2 separate regions of the Homo sapiens genome follow, and region 1 is linked to region 2. The links are chromatin loops, found by intact Hi-C in ENCODE. Cell type or tissue: mammary epithelial cell. All regions are shown on one strand. Links, peaks and the distances in the headings refer to the core of each region. The heading gives the core; the rest is flanking DNA. Region 1 overlaps GRM5 (glutamate metabotropic receptor 5). Region 2 overlaps LOC101929174 (a long non-coding RNA gene).

Region 1 (11,113 bases), core at 1,835-9,834, 120 kb after region 2:
TCTTCAAGGAAACCTCTCATTTAAACCAATATAGATGCATCCCATTTACAAAGCAAATTTAAATTCTCTCTTTCCTCAATTACTTTTTATTATTTAGAATAGAAGTATGGTATGAGCAGAGAAAAACAATATGGGAGGAAAAGAGTCTTTTTGGCCAAGAAAGTGCCAAAAATAGTAAAAGTTATTGAATGAGGGACATTTGAACTATAGTCATATGACAAGTCACTGTGAATGTTACAGAAAATCCTATAAGGGATTTTCATACCAAAATTGCAGTAAAGATGGCAGAGTTTTAGGACTAAGCTTGAGCATAAACATGGAAGTGCAGAGACTTAAAGAAAAATGACCATGTGAATAAACCCTAAACATAGTGCCTCCATTATGTAAGCCCTCAACCAACATTTTCTGAGGGAATACCTCCATGAATAAATGAATAAAATGGAATTGTAACTTTAGGGATGATCAAATCTCCAATGAGATTTGCTGTTGTTATTTGTTTTGTTTTTAATAATAAATACAAACTGAAGACATTCTGTACATGTTGGTCAAGAGATCAAGGAAGATGGAAAATATTAAAGATGTTTACAGAAAGTGGTAACTAATGTACAGAGTTTTGAGATAAAGTAATTGTAGAAAAAAGGAGGAAAGAACAGACTTTTTTGTAATCAGTCAGCATATACTGCAGGCTCCATCTGCAAAACATACCTAAAATCTGACCATTTCTCACCAGTATTTATTACCCTGGCCCAAGCCACCAATACCTGTTAAAATTTTAACAGTTTCTCAAACTGGTTCTGCTTTGTCTGTTACTAAATTTCCCCAACCCAGACCAAACCCATTCCAACCTCCACCCAGCAAGCAGAATATCCTGTCAAAATAGAAATCTTTTCATATCATTCATCTGCTCAAAACGCTGTTAGTTACCCATTTCTCTGAGTAAATTATGAAATTTTTTATCATGGTTTACAAATCCCTACACTTACCTCCCACTCCCTGACTATCTCTCTGATCCCAAAAGTCACTTTTTCTCCCTTGCTCACATTGCTTCATCTACAATGATCTTCTTGTTGCTTGAAGACACCAGATATCCTCCCAGCATAGTGTCTTTGCTTTGGCCATTTCCTCTGCCTTTAATGCTTTCATTAAAAATATCCTCAAAGCTTACTTCTTTCAAATTTTTGCCTAAATGTCACTTTCTCAATACATCCTGCCAGACCACCCTATTTAAAAAGGCAACTACCACTCTACTCTTTCTGTTACCATTTCCTGCTTTTATCAGGAAAACTTATCTAAAATAATTTATATTTTACTTATTTATTTTATTTATTCTCTGTTTTCCCCCAGTGGAATCTGTGATAGAATGCAAGCTCTATGAAGGCATGGGTTCTGAACCGTATGCTTCACTGCTATCTTCCCAGTGCCTATGATAGTATAGGTAATAATATTTATTGAATGAGGTATGCATGAATGACTGACAAAAAGGAAAATTAAATTATAAATTTCCAGGAAATTTGCATAAGTAATGAGGAGCCAAATGTTAATCCCCAAGACAATGGGGAAAATGTCTCCAGAGCACGTCAGAGGTCTTCAGGCAGCCCCTTCCATCACAGATCTGGAGGCTTAGGAGGAAAAAGTGGTTTCGTGGGCCAGGCCTCGGGTCCCTGAGCTGTGTGCAGCCAGGGACTTGGTGCCCTGCATCCCAGCCACTCTAGTTATGGCTGAAATGGGTCAACATAGAACTCAGACTGTGGCTTCAGAGGATGCAAGCCCCAGGTCTTGGCAGCTTCCATGTGGTGTTGAGCCTGTGGGTACTCAGAAGTCAGGAATTGAGGTTCAGGAACCACCTAGATTTCAGAAGATGTATGAAAATGTCTGACGTCCAGGCAGAAGTTTGTTGCAGGAGTGGGGCTTTCATGGAGAACCTCTGCTAGGGCAGTGCAGAAGGGAAATGTGGGGTTGGAGTCCTCACACAGAGTCCTTACTGGGGCACTGCCTAGTGGAGCTGTAAGAAGAGGGCTGCTGTCCTCCAGACGCCAGAATGTAGATCCACTGACGACTTGCACTGTGTGCCTGGAAAAGCGGTAGACACTCAACACCAGCCTGTGAAAGCAGCTGAGAGGGAGGCTGTACTCTTCAAAGCCACACAGGTGGAGCTGCCTAAGACCATGGGAGGTCACCTCTTGCAGTAGCGTGACCTGGATGTGAGACATGAAGTCAAAGGAAGTTTAATATTTGACTGCCCTGGTGGATTTTGGACTTACATGGGACCTGTCACCCCTTTGTTTTGGCCAATTTCTCCCATCTGGAATGGCTGTATTTACCCAATTCCTGTACACCCGTTGTATCTAGGAAGTAACTAACTTGCTTTTGATTTTACAAGCACATAGGTGGAAAGGAGTTGCCTTGTCTTGGAAGAGACTTTGGACTGTGCACTTTTGAGTTAATGCTGAAATAATTTGAGACTTTAGGGGACTGTCAGGAAGGCATGATTGGTTTTGAAATGTGAAGTTATGAGATTTGGGAGGGGCTGGGGCAGAATAATATGGTTTGGCTCTGTTTCCCCACACAAATTTCATCTTCACTTGTACTCCCATGATTCCCATGTGTTGTGGGAGGGACCTTGTGGGAGATAATTGAATCATGGGGGCAGTTTCCCCTATACTGTTCTCATGGTAGTGAGTAAGTCTCACAAGAGCTGATGGTTTGATAAGGGGAAACTTGTTTTGCTTGGCTGTCATTCTCTCTTTGCCTGCTGCCATCCTTGTAAGATGGGACTTGCTTCTCCTTGCCTTCTGCCATGATTGTGAGGCTTCCCCAGCCATGTGGAACTGTAAATCCAATTAAACCTCTTTCTTTTGTAAATTGCACAGTCTCGGGTATGTCTTTATCAGCAGCATGAAAACGAACTAATACAGTTACATGGAAGATACTTATTTTTTTAAGATATTTGCCTTTCCTTTGCATTGTCACATTCTTCTTAACAAGCCATCCCATCCTTACCTTCACGATGTAGACACTGATTAGACTAAGATGATAATAGTAATTATCAGATTCACTTGCCACTTTACTCATCAGTTTTAGCCAATGATCATGGGAGAGAGTCTTCTGGAGACTTCTGAGAACGATTTCTTTAGTATTAATAAAACACTGGAAAACATAGTCTCTTTTTCTGTGGACAGTGGTCTGGATGTGATACCTGACAATGCTCCAACCATATGGCAGGCATGAGAGAAGCTAAGCCAACATTTCAAAAACTGTGGTCCAGTGATTCAGTGGTAGACTGGAAAGGTCGAAATAAGTAGGTCCTTGAGCCATTGTGTCCTTTGAGCTACTGAATTAGCCTTTTTAGTGTCAGAAATTCTTTTTATGTGAGATTAATTTGTTATCATTTAAGCCACTTTGAGTTAGGTTATAGACTTTCTGAGGCTGAAATCCTCCTATCTGCTATACTTGGTTTCATTAGTTTTTCTTCCAAAACTGAGTCTAAGAATTTCTGAAATTGTTATAGCATTTACTTAGGTTTGACTGTTTATAAATACTGTGTGTGTCTCTCTGTGTGTGTACACATGTGTGTGAGTGTATATATATGATGAATCTAAAGAAGTTACTACTAACAAATACTTTAGTGTTACTTAGATGTTTGTGTTCTTTTAAATAATGCTCCTTTCTGTATGTACCATTTATATAAAATAAGTGTGAGAGTTAATAAGTTAGATTTGTAAGGAGCAAAAAAGAGAGAGATCGATTGGGTAAAACAAAGTATTATTTTCTCAATAATCCACACTTAGAGAAAGCCTAAACAATTGGTCCTTATAATCATGGAAGAAACACCCTTGTTCATTTCCTGAAAGCTATGCTAGTTACAGTCATAACCAGTTACTGTGGGTTTAGTGTTACATTCTTAAACTGATTAGGTCATGGGAAATGATTCAGCTCATAGTACTGAAGCCTTATAACTACTCTGAAAACGCTTTTGTTCACATATATTGAAGAATTGGCATGGGCTTATACATATTTAACAAAAATTGTTTGCAATTATCTTTTGTGTAATTTGAATAAGAAGGTGTCACACACACAAAAAAGAAAATGAACCTCAGTGGGCTTATGTGCTTATTCCTTATTAGTCAGTGACAGATCCATATACAAGTAATCCTGGCTCAACTCAGTGATGATTTAGGAGTTCTTTCCAGCCACCATCTTCTTTGAGACCAGTTATAGCAAATTTTGGAGCCAGTTTTTATTTGTTAGCTCTCTCTTTCCCTTTGCCTCCCTGCCTTGAGACAGAATTTTTCTGACTTTAGTTTTTAATCTTGACTTTGCTGTAGTTATTGTATCCACTCCCCCTTTGTACCAACACAAAGCTTTATAACAGCTTTGAGCACATTCAATTCTGTTCCCATGTTGGTTCCTTGAACACCAGCCAAGACCTCAGCTTTTCGACCTCAGGTGAAATTTGGATCAAACATCTACCTCTAGATGATATCTTTAGTGATCACCCAGAAACACAGTTTATAATTTTAAAACATCTTAGGGAAAATATATGAGGTAGAATGCTGCACATTGCATCTTATTCTACAGATTTATTGCCACATTCCTTTTGGGACCATCCTAATTTTGGATCTTGGCAGTCATAAAGTGAAGAGAGAAACTATGGTGTAATATACTTTTGAATAGCATTCACATTATTATAGAAAAACTTTCCCTATATCATTTAATTTTCTTAACAAACTCAGGAATATAATTATCCCCATTCAGCAGATAAGGAAACTGGCTCAGAAAGCTTCACAATTTGGTCAAGACCCCATAGCTTGTAAGTCTCAGAAGTGCCACTAGAAACCAGATGTTTTACCTCCAAATCTCATGCTCTTCATTAACAACTTACTTTTTCTTTATTTCATGCTTAAAAACCCCTTATTTAAATAATCTGATGGCACATTTGAGAGACTGAAAAGGTCGTACATGAAGTTAATAGTGTATACTTAGTGGAGCTAGGCTTTGAGCACAATATACGCTTATTTTTTAAAAGGTCAAATTTGACTACATAATGGTCAAGTGGAATAAATCACCCTCTGGGCCCCTTGTTAACATGCAAACAGATTGGCATTTCTCTGGCTGGAGTTTTCCTAGACAGAAATACACCAAAAATCTGAAGGCTGTAAAAGAGGCATCACTAAGAAGAGCTGACAATCAGTTTCGATGTGTGGGATACAGTGTGATAGCAGAAGACAGACAGGGACGAGATGGTAGAATATTTTAACAACTTCAGAGTGTTACAAAGAGAGCTGAAGGAAAGCCCAAGTCAGCCTTCCAAGTCTAATTGATCAGAGGAAAATTCTAGATGAAGGCAGAAGGGAAGTCATTATGGATCTTTAGGTTAGAGGGAAACAGTGAAGCCAAATTTAAAAAGATCAATATTATGCAGTACTATTGCAAGGTAATTCCTTTCTTCAATATCATCTCTCAACCTTCTATCTATCTATATATGTAAATATATTGGAATGATTTACTAGATATTCCATCAGATCTTGTGGTCTCCGTGCGCAGAAAAACATCTTTTGCACAGACTTGAAATGTCAACTTGATTCCTTCAGATAAATCAGATTAAAAACAAAAACTGAGCATGATTAATAGCTCCAGAAACTAATGGCAAAGTGAAGATAAGCTGCAAAATGATTTGAGAAATTGCCAGGTAACATATTTCACTGTGTTCTGTGAAAATAATGGAAAGGTAAAAGCTGAAAAGTGGGGAAGCAATGCAAATAAGGAATTAAAAAGTAAAAAATCAGCTGTATTGACTTAGTAATTCTAGGAATTTATTCTAAGGAAACAATTCAACATAAGCTCAAAGGTTTCTGCACAAAGATTTTTTCCTTCAATGTTATAGAAAACAGAAAAAAAAAAAAACCTCAACAAAAAAGAACAAACCAACCACGGGAGAATAGTTTAATAAATTACAGCATAGCAATATTATGGAAATGTGTTAAATTTTGTATTGAGTAAAGCCTTTCATTTAGCTTCTGAAGAATTCCCAAAGGATGTATTTTAATCCTACTTATGATGAGAGCTTGTTTTCAGATATGAATCATCATAAGTCATTGCCATTTTATTGTGTACTTTCCTTCAACATTACTATTTGTTACACAATCAATAGAAATTCAGGAAGATACAGATTTCAAAACCAATCCTAAGGTGCTTTACAAGCTTTATACAACATCCTCAATAGGGAAAACTTTTCAGGGAGGAACAAAATGTTAACTATAAGAAGGGTCTCCATAGGAAACATTTCATTATGGCATTAATTAAAAGTTGCTAGTTTCTATCTTATAGGACTGAGGAATTTTCAGACAGATAACCTTACTATTTCTAAAGAGAGATAGGTAGTTTTCCAACAGAGATTTTTCCTCACATTTTTATACATGAACAATTGGAAATGCAGTGAAGTCAGATGAAGCTAGATAATAAATGTAATAAGAGCCATCACTTACTGAGCACTTGGAATGTTCCAGACACAATTCTAAGTCCCTGAATTTACTGATTTAATCATTACAACAGTCTTTTGAGTTAGGTACTATTATTATTCCTACTTTACAAATGAAGAACTAGGACACAGGAGATCAAGTGATTTGCCCAGGTTACTAGAATGGTCAACTGTGAGGTAAATTGCTTCTCACTAAAATGCTGGCTACAAATAGTAGCTGTGCCATTTGTTAAACCTAGTTCTGTCTTTAAATGGCCTAAGGGATACAGGTAACTGTACTATTTTTCAAACCTTATCATTTTTTTTCCCCATAATCTCCTTGGCTTGAGACACTGCCTATGCTTTTACTTGAGCCCTTTCTACCCTTTTGGATAGGAAGACTGATTCCTCTGTGATACTAACTTTGATTAAAATTTGCACCAGCAACTAAATTTTCTCAGTCTGGGGACTGATGGAGCTTAAACCTCAGTGGTGCTCGATGGAAGCAGATTTGCTCTAAAGCTGATGGAGTATCAGGGTCCCTCACTCACAGATGCCCCTGGCAAGGCCCTGTTTCTATTTTTGTATTCACATTTTGTAATCTTTTTCTTAAATAAAGCTCCCCAAGTGGAAGGAACTTTAGGTCTCACAAAGCCTGGATCTACTTGTTTACCAGAGTTTGCCTTTGACCCATAAGGGAATCATAAACTGTGTTTATGTTCATAGGGTTAGTTATGCTTTCTGAGTTACAATTTCTCCATATATACAATGGAAATATTGAGGATCAGGTAAGACAATTCATGTAAAATGCTTGATTTTATAGTTGTTTCATAATGTTCCTTTCATATCTGTCATTTTCTTCTGTACTAATAACTTCTATAACCAGGCAGGCTTCTCCCAGATAGCTCTGATACAAAATATTTGTCCTGTTTCCTCCACACACCCCCTAATACTTATGAAATAGTGCTTCCTCATACGAGACATAACCAATATAATCTCTATTAATTCTTTTAAGTTAATGCATCTTTGATTTTCTTACCTCCATCTGGACCTACCTCCATCTGGACCTACTTCCATCTGGATCTGTCTGCTCCCACATACCCTAATTTACGCTGCTGCGATTTAGGCTGGATTTGAAAATGATGTAGAGACAAATGATGCTCTTCTCTTTACTTGTCTCAGCCTGTCTCCCCTGTTAATCTGTATCAGGGCCTATTCTCTTCCTTCATACCAATTATTAACAAATTATAATTAAATATCTGCCTGACTACTAGTTTAGTAACTGTCTTTCTCACTACACCGTAAAGTTTATGGCTACCTGGGCACGTCTGTTCTTTTAACAAGCATCTAGGATAGGGCCTAGTATAGAGCAGCAACTCAACAAGTGAAATGGTAAAAGCAGGGACATTTATGAAATGCAAGGCAGTACTATTTATCTAAATCTAACTACATCAAAACTAGCCTCCCCCTTCTATCATACACAGAAGTTCATTCACCAGTTCTTGTCTCAACTAATTCATTCCGTTTGCCACCCTCCTTTCTTTCTCTAGCCTTCTTCCTTCACCTTTCTTGCCCTTTTAACCCCTCCTGTCCTATCTCAATGCATAAAACTTGTCTTTGTTTTCCTCATTCCTTTGTCTTTGGACAACTTAGAAACAAAAAAAGCTTTCTACATTTTTGCCAAGAAGCTTAGTTTCCATTTATTTCAGGATGTAAAATAACTGGATTTTCACAAGAACAAGATGAGATGGGGTGGAGGAAGGAGATTGGGATGTTTCTTTTGCCTATATACATGCGAGGGGTGAAGACTGAAGGGAGGGGAATCATGCTTACTTTTGATAGATGCAGCTGCCCACGAGTGGGAATGACACCCAGGGAGAGAGAAGCAGTTCTGGAAAGTCCTGGGCATGCAATTACAGGTAGCCAGTGTAAGTTGTGCACTTACATGGCCATCAAAAGAATCATCTCCACTTCATGACACGGGGAGGAGGGAACTCAAATCACAAGTCTATGACTAGAGATTACCTTTCCACTGCCTCTATTCTTCATCACATTGTCTTTATTTTTATTTCTATTTTTTATTTTTATTTTTTTGAGACAGAGTCTCGCTCTGTCATCCAGGCTGGAGTGCAGTGGCGTGATCGTGATCTCAGCTCACTGTAAGCTCTGCCTCCTGGGTTCACGCCATTCTCCTGCCTCAGCCTCCTGAGTAGCTGGGATTACAGGTGCCCACCACCACGCCTGGTTAATTTTTTTTTTGTATTTTTAGTAGAGATGGGGTTTCACCATGTTAGCCAGGATGGTCTCAATCTCCTGACCTTGTGATCCGCCCGCCTCGGCTTCCCAAAGTGCTGGAATTACAGGCGTGAGTCACCGCGCCCAGCCCCATCACATTGTCTTAAGATTATTATTTTAATAAAGGTAATTATATTTCTCCTGGTATTAGGATAACGTTTTATGTTTAATTATAATCACACATGATTACAACAGATGGATTTCCTAATTCTGTCATTTCCAAGCAGATTTCCACACTGCCGAGTGTCTATCACAATAAAGGAAAGTGAGATTACTTTAATTTCACAATGCAAAATATCCAAAGAAACGTTTACTGATGTTTCTTAAGTACTTAGTATTTGCTAGGTCCTAAGCTAGGAGTTTCATTGTGATCTGTTATAGATATTAGGAATTTATCATGTCAGAGTGTGATAAGCTAATGCATGAAGTTAAGTAGTATCATCTGTATACATACAAGTATATAAGCATATATAAATATATAGACACAGATACATGTATATACACACATACAATCACACACTTATACATATATAAACATACATATAGATAGATATACCATAGCTCTTCAGATTTGTCTAACTTGACTGGGCTTTAGTTTGCCTGAGATGGGCAATATATTATGGAAATTAAGTGTACTGGATTTGGAGTTAATTAACATGGATTTTATTCTCAGCAATACCACTTACTAGCTATATTGTTATGAATAACTTATATAACTTTTTCTCAAATTTTCTTTTCGCATAATGGAAGAAATACCATGTAATTTACAGGATTGATGTTTTATGTAGATTTTAGCATTTAATTTCACTAAGACACTTATATGGTTTGGCTCTCTGTCCCCACTCAAATCTCATCTCAAATTGTAATTCTCACATGTCAAGGGAGGGATCTGTAATCCCCATGTGTGGAGGAAGGGAGGTGATTGGATCGTGAGGGGGAGTTTCCCCCATGCTCTTCTCATGATAGTGAGTGACTTCTTGTGAGATCTAAAGGTTTTACAGGGGCTCTTCCCCCTTAGCTTTCTCTTCTCTCTCCTGCTCCCTTGTGAAGAAGGTACCTGCTTAACATTTGGCCATGATTGTAAGTTTCCTGAAGCCTCCCCAGCCATGTGGAACTGGGAGTCAATTAAACCTCTTTCCTTTATAAATTACCCAATCTCATGTAGTACCTTTATAGAAGGGTGAGAGCAGACTAATACACTATGAGATATGTACTATTATTATCCCCCTTTCACCGATAAAAATAACTGAGGCACAGAGTGGCTGGGTAGCTTGCTGAAAGTCACACAGTTAGATGAGGCAAAGCCAGGACTCATATTTGGGCTGTTGAACACTGAGGCTTGTATTGTAGAACACTAGATTAAAGAAAATAACCAAAATTACCAAAGGCATGGCTAAAAAGGAAAAAACAAACAAACAAAAATCAAGTAGAGGGCAAAGAATAAAGAAGAGAAAGAGGAAGAGCAAGCATACGTAACAGGCACTATACTCAGAGCTTTTTAAACATTGTTTCAAACATTGTCTCTTTACAACCCTAGGGAGGGGTATTGATGATCCTGTTTAAAAGAGATCTATTGGTCACAAAGTTTATAAATGTTGATGTTGGAATTCAAAGCTAGGTTCTTCTGTTTGTAAATGATATACTTAAACATATATTGTGTATTTTCTAGATACCTGGCATAGTACTTGGTTTTCTACTTGACATCCAGAAAATACATTTCACAGCCTCTCAACTCAAGGAGCTTAGAATCCAATGGGGATGATAAACATTGGCTGTCATAGACAAACAAATAGAGCACACTAAACTCATGGTAAAGATAATAACACCTGCCGGGCTTGGTGGCTTATGTCTGTACTCGCAGCACTTTGGGAGGAAGAGGCTGGTGGATCACCTGAGGTCAGGAGTTCGAGACCAGCCTGGCCAACATGGTGAAACCCCGTCTCTACTAAAAATACAAAATTAGCTAGGTATGGTGGCACATACCTGTAATCCCAGCTACAAAGGAGGCTGAGGCAGGAGAATCACCTGAGCCCGGGAAGTGGAGGTTGCAGTAAGCTGAGATTGGGCCACTGCACTCCAGCCTGGGCGACAGAACAAGACTTCATTTCAAAAAAGGTTAATAACACCTAGGTGTCCTAGAATGAAAAAATAAATCTCCTAGAACTAAAATGGAAAATGCCGTGGTGTAATTTGAACTTACCCTGGCCTGAGAGGCACAAGCTTGGCACACTGTGCACAACAACTATTTGTTAACTGCATAAGCGATAAGAGCTGATTAAGTGAAAAGACATGATATTCTTTATCTGTTACCTTTCTTTCTCACATGGGGCCTTGTAGAGCTGACCGTTTAAGCTTTCTCCT
Region 2 (11,113 bases), core at 1,556-9,555:
ACAATATACCTGATAGTACTTCTTGATTTCTTTGACTTTAATGACCATCTGCAATGTGGTTACCTGCTGATACAATTGCCTCCTAAACTAGTGGTTTTCAAGTGTCAAGGTGCATAGGCATTTCCAGTATATCTTGTAAAAGACAGAAAAAAAAAACACAGATTTGATTCAGTAGATCTGGGGTAGGGCTTGAGAATCAACGTTCTAACAAAAATCCCCTCTTCTGTTCCTCAGAACACACTGTGAGTAGTAAGCTCTTGAATTACAACTCCTCACAGCCTTGTTCCCACTTCCATTTGGTGTAGCCCTCAAGAGTGCAGGCTTTGGGTTTAGAACACTCTGGCCTCTACCCTCTACTAGCTGAATGAGTCTGGGCCAGTTGATTAACTTTAATTACCTAGTTTCTTTGCCTATAAAATGAGGATAAATGAAGGTTTTGTGAGTATATAAAAGATTAACTTAAAGTGGACTAACAGTGCAGGGCCTTGCACATGGTTAGTCCCTAGCTTTCTCTAACCCCTGAGATGCTTTGTCTTGTCACAGCTCCTTTAATTATTTTTTGGTCTCCTACTTTATAACTTCTGTAGAATCTTATAGAAATTCTCAACTGACCTCTAGTTCTTGGAATCCTCCCAACTTCCCCAAACTGTTGCTTCTTTTCTGGCCTCTATTCCCTTTCCACTCAGCCTGTGTTCTCTGGTCAATCATGTAGACCATGGCTTCTATCCGTTCATTCATTAAACAAACATTTACTGAGCACGCCATATGTGCTAGGCATTGTGATGAGCTCTAGGAGTATATTCAATGCATTCAGTGGTGGGCTGGTAAATGTTTCATGATGGTGTAAAAATGTATGTTTATGCACACATACATAAATGTATACTTTTTAATATAAAACATTAATGTAAAGAATGTATAGTGTACAATTTACTCTTTATTTTAAATGTAATATAGCCATTTTGTTTCCACAGAAATTTTTTATTTTATTTTTTGCTAAACTATTGTATTTTTAGCCAAGCTATGGTTGTATCTGATGAATGAATATAGTTCATATAAGAATATTACTTGATTCTTTTGTATTAATAAGATTAAAGTAAAATTAGGTGGTAAGTTGTAACTTCCTTTGTTTGTCAATATCATGAGCTGCTTCTTTGCTGAATCATAGGTTTTAGATACCGGAAGAATAATATTTCTTTAAATTTTTGTGTAATGGCTATAGACATGACCTGCTTTAAGCTTAATCTGTGCTGTTAACATTTTTACTATCATTTTCTCAAGTCTAAACAATCAAATAAACAATACATCAAGATGTCAACTAGGCCGGGCGCGATGGCTCACGCCTGTAATCCCAGCACTTTGGGAGGCCGAGGTGGGCGGATCACAAGGTCAGGAGATCAAGACCATCCTGGCTAACATGGTGAAACTCCGTTTCTACTAAAAGTACAAAAAATTATCCGGGCGTGGTGGCGGGCGCCTGTAGTCCCAGCTACTCGGGAGGCTGAGGCAGGAGAATGGCGTGAACCAGGGACGCGGAGTTTGCAGTGAGCCCAGATCGCGCCACTGCACTCCAGCCTGGGAGACAGAGCCAGACTCCACCTGGAAAAAAAAAAAAGATGTCAACTAGTGTTGCTGATTTATTTGGTATCAATACATCCACTATTGTCAATTTCAAGCTACCAGCATAATGTATTGTAATGGCAAAAACTGCAATTACTTTTGCACCAACCGAATAATGGCACTGAACAGGAAGTTGAAAAGATGTGCGGTAGTCCCTCAATAGATAGTATTTCCACCATAAGGATTGAATCGGGGAAAATAACTTCAAGAGAATAAATCGTAGTAAACACTATGACAATAAACAGGAAATGAATTAGAGCATTTATTATGTTTTGAGAATATAATTTGTTTTTTAAAATAATAGCTATGTTTAACAAACAGATGGAAAAATTCCTGAAAATTTAATAATAAGCACTTCTTAGCAAGGACAAGCCAGCTGCAACACATCAGGTTTGTGCAGTAGACATAGTCACTGACATCATGAAGCTTATACTCTAGAAATGGAGGCAGAGAAATAAATGAGCATGAATCTTATAAGAAGGGCCCCTCAGCCAAATTTGATGCTATAATTGTGATAGGCAGAATGTTGGCTCCCCATGGACTTCACTCTCTGGTGTTTATATCCATGAATAGGTTATATTAAATGGCAAAAAGATTTTGTAGATGTAATGTTACAAAGCAATTGACCTTAAAATGGTGAGAGTATCTTTGATTATCCAGATGGGCCTAATGTAATCACATGAATCCTTAAAACAGAAGGCAGAAGCAGAAATCAGAGTCAAAGCACAAGGATTACCAAGGCACCATTGTTGGCTTGAAGAGAAAGAGGACCATGCAGCAAGGAAATAGGGACCACAGTCCCACAACCATGAGGCACTGAATTCTGCCAATACCCAGTGAGTGTGGAAGAAGACCATACGTCCCAGATGAGAGCTGCAGCCCTGGATACTACCTGGATTTTAGCCTAATGAGACCCTGAAAAGATAAACCAACCACACTGTGCCAGATTTCTAACCTATAGAAATAGTGAGATAAATTTGTGCTTTTTAAAAGTGCTACATTTTTACAGCACAGTAATTTGTTACACAGCAATAGAAAACTAATAACAACTAGTAAAAAAAAAAATTATCAAAATAACAGTAATCCAGGAATAGCAGGGAAAAGAATGTTTCAGCACTTTCAGGGATTTAGTGGTGTTGAATATGCCTGAGTGGCATGTACAAGAGAAAGAAAAATGAGAAATCAAGATGGAAAAAAAGTGTTCCTTCCTGAAGAACCTTTTAAGCTAGGAGAATATTCTGAATGTTTTCCCAAGAGCAAAGGGAACCAATACATCATTTGTCATGATCAATTTGTGTTTATGGAAGATAGATGAAAAGGGTGTTGAATGGCAGGAGGCAGATCATTTAGGAGGCTTTTTCAGATCAAACAAGCATGGTGAGGATGGAGAAAAGTGGATTGCGGTGCCTTACCCTGTATACTCACTATTGTCTACTGTTTGTTCTTTCTCTCGTTTGCTTTTTAGTTGTGCTCAACAATCACTGTTTTAGCACTCTGTGCCAGGCACCATGCCAGGCAGTGTGAATACCCCTTCAGGCTCCCAGACCTTGGTAGGGATCATGTTGCTGCCCTTTTTCCCCCAGAAGCTGTGTAAAGTAATGTAAATACATAGTTTATGAATTCAAAAAACTAGTTCTGCCACTTATAAAGTGAACAACCTAGGGCAGGTCACTTAACCTCTCTGAGTTTCACTTTCCTGATTTGCAAATAATTGCTATAGCTACTTCAGAAAGCTATTGTGGCTAGGCGTGGTGGCTTATGCCTGTAATCCCAGCAGTTTGGGATGCTAAGGCAGGAGAATTACTTAAACCCAGAAGCTCAAGACCAGCCTCGGCAACACAGTAATACCCTGTCTCTATTAAAAATAAAATAAAAGAAAATAGAAGGCTATTGTGAGCATCAACTACAGAGTACATAAAAACTTTAAAAGTCATAAATGCTTTCCAAATGGTGGGCTGTCTTCTCTTCATCTCTTTACCTTGCATGTGTTCCAGCTTATCTCATGTTCTTTCTTTCTCCCATGTCTCTTTCATTGTTGTTAATAAATTAGTTCAATGAATAATTATTTAGAGTCTATTATATACTATTCACTCAGCTGGATGTTTTTATGTATTTGTTTACACATTCTCTCACGCACATATCTACACACACACATACACGCACACACACTTCTTGTTCTTCAAAGAGCTTACTCTGAACACTTAAGGCTATAACAACACTCATATTTTTAAGTAAAATATAAAAGTAGTTACAAAATATATAAGATTTTGCATACCTACATTTGTGTTTATATAGGTGTGTTGTGTGAAAGAGAAGATAGAGAAAAGTGTGACTATATACATAGAAACAAACATTGGAAAATATACCTCAAAATGTTAGTACATTTCTCTCTGAATAATTTCCTTTGTCTTTTTTCATATTTTTCTGTATTTTTCAAATTGCCTGCTATAAATACACTTTATGAATAGAAAAATAACTGAAAACATTTTAATAAAAATATGAAATAGCAAATACTATAAAGGAATTACATGTAGGACATTATGGGTCTATGTAAAAAAATTTTTTTTTCAGAATTAAATGATGCCAGAGTAGAGATGAACAGAAATTTTGCAGGAAAGAACCTACAGAATGCCATTCTAGGAGGAGGACCCAGGAGAAGTAGAGGCTCAGCATGGAGTGGACAAGAAACACTATCATGTGTATATAGTTCCTGTCACCTGAAGCGCAGCTTGGGGTAGAGCAGGAGACAACTCCCGAGGAAATCGGGAATATCATGCTAGGCATCTTAAATTCTGTCCTACAGATGCTAAGACATTTAATCAGGGGATTCACTAACAGTCATACTTGCATTTTTGGTAGATTACAGTGGTAGTAGTGTGACATATGGGGAAAGAAGAGGTTAGAGGCAGGTGAGAAGCACGGAGACTCCTCAGGAAACCAGTTTCAGGTAAAAAAAAAAAAATAGATGATGAAGGCCTGAACTAAGACAATATATTGGGAATGGAGAAAAATATTTTACAGATGATTAGGAAATATTTAAGGCTTAATTCCTATGCTGCTTAGGTCATACTGTGTGGCTAAATTAGTAACACCAAAACTCACATAAAAGAATACTTGTATGCGTACATATCGTGCCTGCGTAATTTTCCCACTGGAAGAAGAGTCTCAAAGGGGATGGGAAGGCCAAGAACTGACAATGAAGATTTCACAATCTGTCTTTGGACTAACTTCTGCAAGCCCAGACGAGGCATTTGGGATGAGAAATTGCTGCCCTCTGTCTCAGAACCAGGCTGTGGAGAGACGAGAAAGAGCAATGAGTTGGGGACAGGATTCCAGAGAAAGACCTGCAGGACTTGATGGCAGATAAGAACAGATGAGCAAATGTGGAGTCATGTGATGGTCACAGAACAGGCTGTGCAGAAACACAATTTTGGAAGAAAGAGAGGGAGTGCTTTTGAGTCATTTTTAGTTTCTGCGGCAGCAGGATTTCCAACTGGTATAAAGATAGTCAGGAATGAACAGAAACAGTGAAGGGCCTGAGTGTGTCATGAGAACAGGATATCAGGACTGGTTTGCTGTCAGCCGGAAACAACTTGGCTGTCCCTGCTGAGGAGGGACCCAGGGCATAGGGGGGAGTGAATTTTGCAACTCTTTCCAGCCCATGTTTCACCATATTCAATATCTGCCTTATGTTTGGGCTAAGTGAGCAAATGTTTTTGTGGTATAATTTTGAGGCTTCCCTTAAACTTCTCTTCTTGGTCATATAAATAAGAAGAATCTAAAATTCTCCAAGTCAAGAGCAAATCTTCTCCTTCGTTACAGTGAGTGTAGGGATTCAAATTCAAACTGAGCCATATGTGATTGATCTCAGCCTTCCTGCTAGCAAGATTTGATAGACATGAAGGAGATGGGATGTCGGTACGGGTAAGAGAATCCTAATACAAGATGGAGAGGGAAAACAGAAAGGAAGTGTTCTGGAGACAGTAAGGCTTTGCAGTAAGTGCAAAGAGCCTGCGTCCAGAAGTCTGAGGCACCTCTGACACTTGCCTCCTGGGGTGATGCCCAGATAGGATCATAGCATCATTTATTTGAAGAGCTCTCTGAATTATGTTGCTTGGAGAAGTCAAATCTGGACTAGTCTAAGGGGCTAGACTACCTTAAAAATAAGATTCTTTCCATTTTCATAGTCAGACTCTATGGACAAGGAGGACTTAAAACAACAAATATTTGAAGCTTTTGCAGAAAATTAGAGGAACCCTACAAAAGTGAGTTTTCCATAATGAGATAACAGAGGATTTAAGCTGAACTAGCATAGAAGACCCTAGGTTAAAGTCACAAGAATGTACTATTTTTCAGTGAGGCCTGTTCTAAGTTTCAAAGGGCCATTCCTGCACTAGTTCATTACTAAAATATATTTGGCATTTGGGAGGGTGTGTTTTTACTCAAAGGACAGTTATTTATTAGGTGAAAAGCCCCAAAGCACAGGAAATATGAGATAGCAGTAGGTAGTAGGGATAGGGGGCCAGGGCTGCTCTTGACCCCAAAGTCTTCAGAATGAGTGCTAGGAAGTAGCCTGTCATGGGCCTCCAGGAACCTGAAAACTGGAGGAACCACTTTTCTGAGAAGTCTTACTCAGCAGACATACCACCCACAGTTTCCTCTTCGCAGCTTCTCCAACTAAGACAAGAACAGCTGTCTTAATTCTTCCTCTCTCCCCCCATCAGTGAGGCTCAGAAAAGCCAGTAATTTGGCTTTATTCTTCAGAGGGCAGCTCTCTCCCAGTGGTAAACACTCTAATACTCTCCAGGGGACTTTTTTTTTTTTCTTTTTGTTTATTGACTTTCTAAAAAATATTTCTTACCTTTAACAGATTTTTTTAGAGTAGAACAGTTGACGATGAGACAGAATGAGGTTTTCTTTATCATTTTAATGCTGGTTAAGCCTATTGGGATATGCAATAAACATTTATGTTATTGTTGTTGCTGTTGTTGTTAATAATTTGTTTGGGTTACACTTCTATCAGCTAGTTTTTTTGTTTGTAGTGGCTGAAATTGTCCTGGGTTAGGGGATGTGGGTGGAGTAGAAAAGTCAAAAAGGTGGGATAGGATTTCTGTATTAATTACTAGGTAAAATTGTGTGTGTGTGTGTGTGTGTGTGTGTGTGTCTGTGTGTAAGACCTTGACTTAGGAAAGGTAAGTATCTTTCTAATTGTAAAAAACAGAGCAGATAATTTGATGAACAATTTTAAAATTGACTTTTTCCTTTTTTTTTTTTTTTAACAGACTAGACCAAGCAGTAAAAACTGAATTTTAATTATCTACTGGAAATTCCTCCAGAATAAAGGGTCTGGTTCAGTTTCTATATTGACTCTATGGGTTCCAGTCTGTGAAATGCCAAGGGTTGGACTGACTAGAAGTCTCCAGATTACCTCTCTCTTCTTTCCACCCCTACTGCTTCTTGCCTACCATATGCCATAGTGCCGGCCGGCAAAATGTACCTGTTTAATTCTCTAGGTTAGAAAAAATTCCCTAGATTTTTCTCCTTGTCTTTCTATGTCCAAATGCTACCTACTTTTTAAAACAAAGACAACAGGCCAGGCATGGTGGCTCACGCCTGTAATCCTAACACTTTGGGAGGCCAAGTCGGATGGATAACTTGAAGCCATGAGTTTAAGACCAGCATGGCCAACATGGTGAAACCCGTCTCTACTAAAAATACAAAAATTAGCTGCGCGTGGTGGTGCACTCCTGTAATCCCAACTACTTGGGAGGCTGAGGCAGGAGAATCACTTGAACCCGGGAGGCGGAAGTTGCAGTGAGCCGATATCGCACCACTGGACTGCAGCCTGGACAACAGAGTGAGGCTGTCTCAAACAATAAATAAATAAATAAATAAATAAAATAAATTAAAACAAAACAAAACACAGACAACATACCTCCTTCATCATGAAGCCTCCTTTAATTCTTACAAACAAACAAAACCTTCCTAAACTTTCAAAGGGCGTTTAAGAATACATACTAGTGTTTCATTAATCTTTAAGGAGAATTTAGTGCATGCTAGGTTCTGGGTTAAGCATTTTACATTTATTAACATATGTAGGTAGATACAACTTTTACTTCAATTTTGCATTTGAGCAGAAAGGTGCAAAGATGATAAAGTGACTTGCTCAAGGACATGGGTAAATGGCTGAGCCACTTATTTGCTGTATTAATAGAGATGATGTCCTTCATCCTTTACTGATGTTTTTACCATGTCTTATCCATACCTCGTTAAGTCTTTACATTTTACCCATTTATCAGCTAATTTATCTCAAGAACATTCTAGTGATGTGGCTATTACCATTTTCTTCATTTTATCAATTTTTTCCTCTGTTTTCAGGCTATAACAAAATATAATAAACTGGGTACCTTAGAAGCAACGGAAATTGATTTCTCATCGTTCTAGAAGCTAGGAAGTTCACGATCAAGGTAGCAGCAGAGTTGGTGCCTGGTAAGGACCCATTTCCTGGTTCATAGATGATGCCTTTTAGTGGTGACCTCAGATGATGGAAGAAGTGAAAGAGCTCAATTGGGCCTCTTTTATAAGGGAAAAAATCCCATTCCCTAGGGCTCTACCCTTATGACTTAATCACCTCCAAAATGTCCCACCTCCCAACACCATTACATTGGCGACTAAGTTTCAACCTGTGAATTTGGAGAGGACACAAATATTCAGACCATAGCAATCAATGAGTACAGCTTTACCCGTTCATGGGAAATATGTTGCAGAGCAAAAATTGGGCCAGGTAATTTGACTAAGGATTGCATCCTTCCCATGCTTCTGAGCAGCCTTGCCTAGCCTCAGTCAGGGTCAGCATGACCATGCTTTTGTAGGCCAGACCTTCTCCTTTACCACAGCCACCTGAAGGTCTAAATTGTGGAGATGGGCAGGGCATGGCCCACACTGGCCCAGGCTTAATTGAAAAGCCTGAAAGAGAGTGTGGGCAGTTCCTTCTGAAGTTATACTACTTCCAACAGAATTGGGGGTATCACTTTATTACTGGCCCATCATAGTTGGTCATAGAATATTAGGAACCAGGTCAATATAGAGATTATCCAATGGCTTTCACTGGCCCACGTCTTGGTATTGGTTCACAGAATGGTTCCTCCTCTTCTCTGAGAATGGAAAAAAGGTTCAGTCCCATTTGGCCAATATACACTGTCTTAGCTTGGGGTGTTATAATAAGATGCTACCAACTATATTGTTTAAACAATAAAAATTTATTTTTCACAGCTCTGGAGGCTGGAAATCCAACAACAGAGTGCCAGCATGATCAGGTTCTGGAGAGGACCCTCTTCCTGTTTGCAGACTGCTGACTTCTTATTGTATATTCCAATGGTAGAAAGAGAGCAAGAGAACTCTCTGGAGTCTTTTTTTTATAAGGGTGCTAACCCCATTTAAGGAGGTTTCCCCTCATAATCTAATTATCTCTCAAAAGCCATACCTTTCAACACCATTGCATTGAAGGTTAGGATTTCAACATGTGAATTTGTAGTGGGGTGACGGGGAGAGGGACACACAAATATTTAGTCCATAATGCATACTAACAAAAACTGGGGTAAAAGGTCACTGAAGTGAATCCTTGCAGTATTAAAGGACACGTTATACTTCATTTATCCTTTTGGTCCATAAATATTGAGCACACACTATGAGCTAAATTCTAGGTGCATGTTAGAGCATTGGTGGTACCACAATAAAATAGCCTTTTTCCCTATCCTCAGGGATTTTACAATTTTGTGAAAGAGTTATGCAGATAGGCAGTTAACCTGCAGGTGGTGATTGCTCACAAAGAGAAAAGCAGGGGGCTGTAAAATTAGAGAAGCTAAGCTCACTTACCCTGTATGGAGTTGGATACAGAATGTTTGCTAGAGGAAGTGGTGCCAAGTAGATTTAGATAAAGAAGAAGGTGGTGATGAGAGGACGGAAGTGATCGAAGGAATGAAAGGTAGTAGAAAGGAAATAGCACGCGAGAAGCTGTAGGAGAAAGGAGAAAGCGCACTTCCTGGCAAAAGGGATAGCACACACATAGGTTAGAGGTAAAAGGGCACAGCAAGGCTGCAGAGGCCTTGGGAGCTCAGCATGATTCGAATGCAGTTGTACAGGAGGACTGGCACACACTCTGCTTCTTGGAGGTTACAGCAACTGCTACTCTCTGAGGGTTGTGTTACTTATCTATCTACTCATCTAACAACATGTCATAACACACTGAGGGAATTCCTCCAGACCTTTGAACAAAAATGTTCTAACTTGATTCAAAATAATTTATACTCAACATTCTTAGTATCTTGCTTCAAAAATAAATGGACGAAGAATAGTATTCTGGCTACAGTTCCGTGTAACAAATTGCCCAACTGTAGTGGCTTAAAATGACAATTATTTTATTATGTTCACATAAGTGTAGGTCAGGGGCTCATAAAGGGCTAAGGGAGGAAGCTTTGCACACATCTATGGTGTGAGGCTACCTCCTAGACAAGACAAGTAATGGACCACTTGGCTTGTTTAGTGACTGTGTGGTAAACAGGGGCATGTGAGAGTTTGCTTAAAGGCAGACTTCCTCCTCTGGTCAGTTTGGTCCAGCCCATTCAATTGTGCCTTGCCTGGCCTTCCAGTTTCTGAATTCCTACTTAACATCTGAGATGGCTTGACCCTCATTCTGCACGAGAGTTTATAAATGAACTTTTGTGACTGCACCAGACTTCTAATGTCACAATGGCTCCGCCTGCATACCCTTCTACTCTATGTGGTTTCATTCTTCTTCCCTTCCTGCTCAGAATTAAGTCTGAATTGAAGCTCCAATAGTCTCATAGATATTCTCATAGATATAGATATTCTCATAGGTATTCTTATATATCTTGGTTCATTCCTGAGGGTTCTTGAACCTCTCAGTTATTTTTTCTTCTTTCACCCCTGCATAATTTGAGAAAGCTTATCAAAGCTGGGAATAGGAACCATGTCTCACTGGTTTCTTTTAAAATTTCTATTTAAAAATATTTACTTATTTTTTTGAACAGGTAATATATTCACATAGATAAAAATCCTAAGATGAAAATATAAATAAATAGGTTCCCTTCCTCCATACCATGTGCATCATAAATCCCCCCAATTTGTCTAGTACAGGTTCTCAAAACATTTACTGAATTTTTATAGTCAAGTTCCTCAATACGTACACCTAGTACATTGGTTGGATTTACTATAAAGCTGATGAATCTTAAGCCTCAGGGCTCATCACCTTCTGGGGCTCCTTCCAGGTCCTCTTCCAGAATCATCATCAACTTGCTTCTATGCCTTTGTAAAATATACAATTGTAATACATTTAAACCACATCATTTCCGTCTGTTGCCCCTTTCCACTGCAACCCCTTGGCATACTCTGCCTCCTATAAAGGGGCATTAGAGTAGCCTGTGGCAACTTTAGGATATAGAAAAGGGGAAATTGAAATGGGAGTACATTTTATTTG

What was found. Peaks named below come from ENCODE experiments on the same cell type or tissue, not always from the same donor. Only the 100,000 strongest peaks of a DNase experiment are listed, where the experiment ranks them.
Region 1: it touches region 2 in a loop (9-fold over the local background); 6 of 110 quality-filtered maps call a loop at or near these places.

Annotation. Positions count from the first base shown.
Region 1 is chr11:88,532,208-88,543,320 of GRCh38, forward strand. The region is part of intron 8 of GRM5 (glutamate metabotropic receptor 5); the gene reads right to left. Among named protein-coding and RNA genes, the nearest start is that of GRM5-AS1, 33 kb to the left of the region's middle. In mammary epithelial cell, for the core only: no CTCF peak of the experiment used is centred there; DNase peaks (open chromatin) are centred at 2,683, 3,904 and 6,114; H3K27ac peaks cover 4,549 bases.
Region 2 is chr11:88,415,492-88,426,604 of GRCh38, forward strand. LOC101929174 (a long non-coding RNA gene) reads left to right here. Exons shown (of 5, transcript NR_188511.1): 3 at 7,996-8,106; 4 at 8,890-9,123. Among named protein-coding and RNA genes, the nearest start is that of CTSC, 83 kb to the left of the region's middle. RefSeq lists a cis regulatory region at 6,047-6,422. In mammary epithelial cell, for the core only: a CTCF peak has its summit at 4,847; DNase peaks (open chromatin) are centred at 4,780 and 6,240; H3K27ac peaks cover 3,979 bases.